2 separate regions of the Homo sapiens genome follow, and region 1 is linked to region 2. A link is a loop called in an ENCODE intact Hi-C map of the cell type or tissue named here. Cell type or tissue: PC-9. All regions are shown on one strand. Each heading gives the region's core, and the rest is flanking DNA. Links, peaks and the distances in the headings are about the cores only.

Region 1 (2,923 bases), core at 139-2,638, 160 kb before region 2:
CTGTGACATAAAATGCAAACAACTGTTTTTAATGCTACATTTAGTATACATTTTAAGTTCTCATTTAGGGCAAATGTTCACTGCAAATTAAACTAGAATATACAAACATTTATAATGTAAAATATAACTTGTATTAGGGGTTCCTCACTTGAAGAAAACCCAAAATAAAACTCAACTTGATAAAAAATATTTGAATATATGGGATGATAATTCAAGGTTTTTCCATGAAATAGGAATGTCTCAAATGTCAAAAAGAAAATTGAATTTGAAAGTCCTTTTGAGCATACTGGTTGACTAAAGTGAAGGACACCTTTTTTATTTGTTTATTTATCAATTTACTTATTTATGAAATTTTAAAAATTAAGTAAATTTGCTTCCTCCTCATAGCCTCTTCTCTAAAGCTTATCTTAATCATGTCTTCTCCTTAACCATAAGCCTACATGCTCCTAATTTTATGACTTTGTGATCACTGCAGGTTTTTATACCGTTACTCTAAACAGAATTCCAGGCTTATCTTTGCCATACCAATATCTGATGAAAGTTGTCAGCTGTATACAAAAACAAAATGACCTTCTGCTCAAGTTCCCTACCCCCACCCTCCACCCCACAATGACTGTAAATATAAACACATTTTTAAAATTTCTTAAATATTTTCTTTATAGAAATCCAATTTAATCTCTATATCTGCCAGGATATTCTTTCAATTCATTTATCAGTACACCTTTTGAGGTTATAATAGTATGGAGAATTATAAGGAGAGTTCTAAACCAGGGATAACAAGTTAAGTAACAGGAAGATGCATAAGAAAATCTATTGTTACTGATGGAGGGTCTTGACTACAAGTCTTCCAGGCTCTTGACATTTTGAACAAATAATTGGACAAAACGCACAAAGAAATGAAAGAATGAAGCAGCGAAAGCACAGATTTATTGAAACAAAAGTACATTCCACAGAGAGGGAGCCACAGAAGCAAGCAGCTGATGAGCGCTTGTTACAGAATTTTCTGGGGTTTAAAAATACCCTCTAGAATTTCCCCATTGGTTACTTGGTCACACCCCATGTGAATGAAGGAATGGCCCACAACCAGTCTGATTGGTTGCAGAAGGCGACCAATCAGAGGCTGAAGTGAAGTAACAAAGTTACACTCTTAGGCAAATGAAGACTAGGCCCACAACCAGTCTGACTGGTTATGCGAGGGGGCCGATCAGAGGTACTTTCCATTTATCATCTGCCACACAGTGCAAAGGGAGTAGCCTCTGATCCTTTTGTTACTTCAGTGTGTAGAGGTGGGGTTTTCCTTTTGATTCAGTTATAGGAAGTCAGCACAAATCGGCCTTAGTTTCCCGGCCTCCACACCCTATTCTCCTGTCTCACTGTGGTTTCTTTGTTCACCTTTATCTGTTTAATAGCATGTATTCATGCTTCTCACTGCCACTAATATGTGTTTTGGATGATGCAGCAAGCTAAATACAATTGCTTACAGGTCAATTCATTGAAAATATTTTCACTTCAGCCCTCTTCAAATTAAATAAGTGAAATGAAAGAATAGATCAATTAATCATTTTAGTAGCTAGGCCCTGGGTTATTGAGGTCAGTGACCTTGGTGGGCTGATAAATGAATTTGATCCTGGGGAGGTTTCTGTTTCCCTTGTTTTAATCATTTATGTGTGCCCTATTATTCATAGAGAGAGGTACAGTGCTAGCACTCCAAATTCAAGTTCATTAATATTACACAACAGATGCAGGTGTTTCCAGGACGGCTAAGTCAGAATAGCCCTTTTCACTGGAAAGTGTGAAAGCCAAAGTAATTGTCTTCCAACTATGCAACAGGCACAGAAGTGCATATTAGGATTACTGAAGTTGAAATTTTTACCTGACTCTCATTTGCTTCTTTCCATGCTTTGAAATAACCTTTTCCTTCTTCCTTCTTCTCCTCCTCCTTCTCTTCTTCTTTTTTGTTTTTTTTTTTCTTCTTGTATTTCAAAAATCATAAGGCCAGTAATTTAAAAGCATGGGTAGTCTTTTTCTTTATGAAAGTTTAAGCTAAATACCTGTGCATCTTCATACACTCTTGCTTACTATTGACTGAACAAGTTTGGAATTGAGGAATGCTGATGTTCTAGTTATGCCCATTTTCTTCTACCAAACAAGGTATTAAGTTTTGTCTACATATACAAACTATTGTATAAACAGGAACAAAATGAATTCTGGCAAAAAAAAAAAAAAAAAAAAAACTGGTTATTTTTTAAATGTTTATTTGAATGGGTAAAATCAAATAAAATAGCCAATGGATTATTATTTATTTATTTATTTATTTGAGCCAGGCTCTCACTCTGACGCCTAGGCTGGAGTGCAGTGGCATGATCTCAGCTCACTGCAGCATCAACTTCCTGGGCTCAGATGATCCTCCCACCTCAGCGCCTCTGTAGCTGGGACTGTGGGCGTTCACCACAACACCAGGCTAATTTTTTTGTATTTTCTGTGGAGACGAGGTTTCGCAATGTTGCCAGGCTGGACTTGAACTCTTGGCCTCAAGCAATCTGCCCGCCTCAGCCTTCCAAAGTGCTAGGATTACAGGCGTGAGCCACTATGTCCAGCTGCCAATGAATTATTTACCTAAATTGAACAATTTTTTTCAAATGAGTCTAAAGATAGCCTAACACTCAATTTTCAATCCTCACTAAAGCAGGAATTCTCCAGCGCTCAGAGATAAACAAACAAACAAAAATCCAAGAAAAATATATGGAGCCTTCTTTTTATAATTTGAAATTCTGTAGGTAATTGCATCCCTTCTACCCAGATAAGCTTTCAGTTTCCAAGTTATTCTCATGCTGCCCTAACTCATTTTGAGGATGCAACATTTTAAAGATGAAAAATTTACTGCTTTAAAGAATAGGAAGAATAAACATCATCCATCTTCTAA
Region 2 (2,923 bases), core at 127-2,626:
TAAATACATATACATACATACACACAGGCATCCTAGTGTTTTTGCTTCTCTTATTGAAAACTTAATAATACAGTATTTTAGTTGAACGTTAAAAGATTACATTCTTTGAGAAAAACAGCTTTTTGAGGTATAATTGACATACAACAAACTGCACATATTTAAGTTGTACAGTGTGATAAATTTCGACATATGCAGATCCCCTAATCAAGACAGTGAACATATTCATCACCCTCCAAAGTTTGCTTGCTCCCCTTTCTATCCCTCTGTCCTTTCCACTCCTTCCCCATCTCCCCAGACAACCACTGCTGTGCTTTTTCTTCCTCTAGATTAGTTTGCATTTTCCAGAGTTTTATATAAACAGAATCATACTGTATGTACTCTTTTTTTGGTCTGGCTTCTTTCACTCAGCATAATTATTTTGAGATTCCTCTATTCTGTTATGTGCTCATTCTAAAATAGTTTACTCTACAAGGTTAAATTCTTTTTTTTTTTTTTTTTTTTTTTTTTTTTGAGATGGAGTCTCACTCTGTCGCCTGGGCTGGAGTGCAATGGCCTGATCTCAGCTCACTGCAACCTCCGCCTCCTGGGTTCAAGCAATTCTCCTGCCTCAGCCTCCTGGCTAGCTGGAATTACAGGAGCCCGCCACCACGCCTGGCTACTTTTTTGTATTTTTAGTAGAGACGGGATTTCACTATGTTAGCCAGGCTGGTCTCAAACTCCTGACCTCGTGATCCACCCGCCTCGGCCTCCCAAAGTGCTGGGATTACAGGCGTGAGCCGCCACTCCTGGCCCAAGGTTAAATTATTAATAAACAACATTCTGGTTAAGTATAGATCCATCATATGCATTTAGATGCATTGTAACTGGGCATAACTTAGAGAAACCAAAATCCAGACCATCAGAAATAATGCATTAGGAGCATTTCCTTATATCAGGAAGGTCTAGAGATAGTACCATTACATCAGCCTCACCATTAAGTGGTGGGGAAAAAAGCTTCTTTGGAAAGGGTTTCCAAAGGCTGGACTTTACATAAAACAGAGATTTTGGTAAGTGGAGTAGGGCTGGACATCACCATCTCCAGAGGTTAGCCAGGAAACCTAGGGAAGGGATGGCATGCCATCTGCTGAATTTTGAGTGTGGCATCTTCTGAGGGAGTCATGGAATGACATCAGCCTGAATAACCGTGAGTCATTCTTGTTCATACCTTTCCCCAGCACCATCGGCATGTGAATTCAGCAGCCCCAGAGTTTCTCCTTTCATCCAGTTTTGTTCTAGCCCCATTTGCTCTCATATTGCCCCAGATGAGCCAGGAGGGACAGACTGCTCCATAGGGTGCCTGAAAACCTCCAAATATGAGTCATGGAAAGCAACATCATGTAGTTGGCATTTGACTGAAAATCAAGAGGTCTGGATGTTAACCAAGAGCTGCCACTTAATTATAAGCTATGTGACTATGGATAAATCAAATTCTCTCTCTGAATCTCATTTCGTCAACTGTAAACTGAAGGAGTTGGACAAGGTGATCTTGAAAATATCTGCATTCTGTGTAATTAAGAGTGGAGTAACAGGCCAGGCGCGGTGGCTCACACCTGCAATCCCAGCATTTTGGCAGGCTGAGGCGGGCACATCACCCGAGATCAGGAGTTCAAGACCAGCCTGGCCAACATGGTGAAACCCCGTCTCTACAAAACTACAAAAAAAATTAGCCAGGCGTGGTGGCGTGCACCGTAATTCCAGCTACTCCAGAGGCTGAGGTGGAAGAATCGCTTGAACCTGGAAGGCGGAGGTGGCACCATTGCACTCCAGCCTAGGTGACAGAGCAAGACGCCATCTCAACAACAACAACAACAACAACAACAACAACAACAACAAATTAGCTGGGCATGGTGGCGCGTGCCTGTAATCCCAGCTACTCAGGAGGCTGAGGTGGGAGGATCGCTTGAAACCAGGAGGCAGAGGTTGCAGTGAGCTGAGATAGTGCCATTGCACTCCAGCCTGGGCAACAAGAGTGAAACTCCATCTCAAAAAAACAAACAAACAAACAAACAAACAAACAAAAGAGTGGGATAATAAATGCCCAGAGGATTAACAGGTGTAGTCATGCCAAGCACCATGTGGATAGCCTGAATTAAATCCCTACTTGTAAATGTGCTAGGCTATAGCATGGCCATCCATTCATCCATCTGCTCACCCATCCATCCACCTGTCCGTCAATAAATATTCACTAAGCACTTCTATGTGCAGGACATTGTGGTCAGCACTGGAGACAGGAAGATGAATATGGTCTAGCTCCCTTCTTCAAGGTGCTCACAGTTCAGTGAGGGCAGAAACATTTACACATAACTAATTATGCATGATAATTTTAAAATGTATATTTAGAACAGAGATGGTGTTTTGGTAATATCTTGATCCTCAGAACTTTGTACAAAGTTAAAGCAAAATAATTGTTTTTTCTGAATATCAGAATACATGGAACAAACAGCATTTTAGAAAATTCTACAGGGAGATATGGGAAAGAGGGATTTAAAATATTTCTTTAAACTAAAAATAGAACTACCCTTTGACCCAGCAATCCCATTCTGGATATATACCCAAAGGAAAATAAATCATTCTACCAAAATACACCTGCACTCATATGTTTATTACAACGCTAGTCACAAGAGCAAAGACATGGGATCAACCTAGGTGTCCATTAATGGTGGACTGGTCAAAGAAAATGTGATACATACACACCATGGAATACTATGCAACCATAAAAATAAATGGAATCATGTCCTTTGCAGAGATGTGGATGCAGCTGGAGGCCATTATCCTAAGTGAATTAGCGCAGAAGCAGAAAATCAAATATTGCATGTTCTCACAAGTGGGAGCTAAATATTGAGTACACATGGACATAAAGATGAAAACAATAGACACTGGGGAC

The links. Hi-C counts contacts between places; a loop is a spot of excess contacts. Peaks named below come from ENCODE experiments on the same cell type or tissue, not always from the same donor. Only the 100,000 strongest peaks of a DNase experiment are listed, where the experiment ranks them.
Region 1: it touches region 2 in a loop (2.1-fold over the local background); 3 of 110 quality-filtered maps call a loop at or near these places.

What each region holds. Positions count from the first base shown.
Region 1 is chr6:134,378,075-134,380,997 of GRCh38, forward strand. No RefSeq gene overlaps it. Among named protein-coding and RNA genes, the nearest start is that of LINC01010, 58 kb to the right of the region's middle. RefSeq lists a silencer at 2,419-2,478. In PC-9, for the core only: no CTCF peak of the experiment used is centred there; a DNase peak (open chromatin) is centred at 1,177; H3K4me3 peaks cover 1,066 bases; H3K27ac peaks cover 1,455 bases.
Region 2 is chr6:134,536,088-134,539,010 of GRCh38, forward strand. All of the region lies in intron 1 of LINC03002 (long intergenic non-protein coding RNA 3002), which reads right to left. Among named protein-coding and RNA genes, the nearest start is that of LINC03002, 2.5 kb to the right of the region's middle. RefSeq lists an enhancer at 822-2,021. In PC-9, for the core only: no CTCF peak of the experiment used is centred there; a DNase peak (open chromatin) is centred at 1,304; H3K27ac peaks cover 1,621 bases.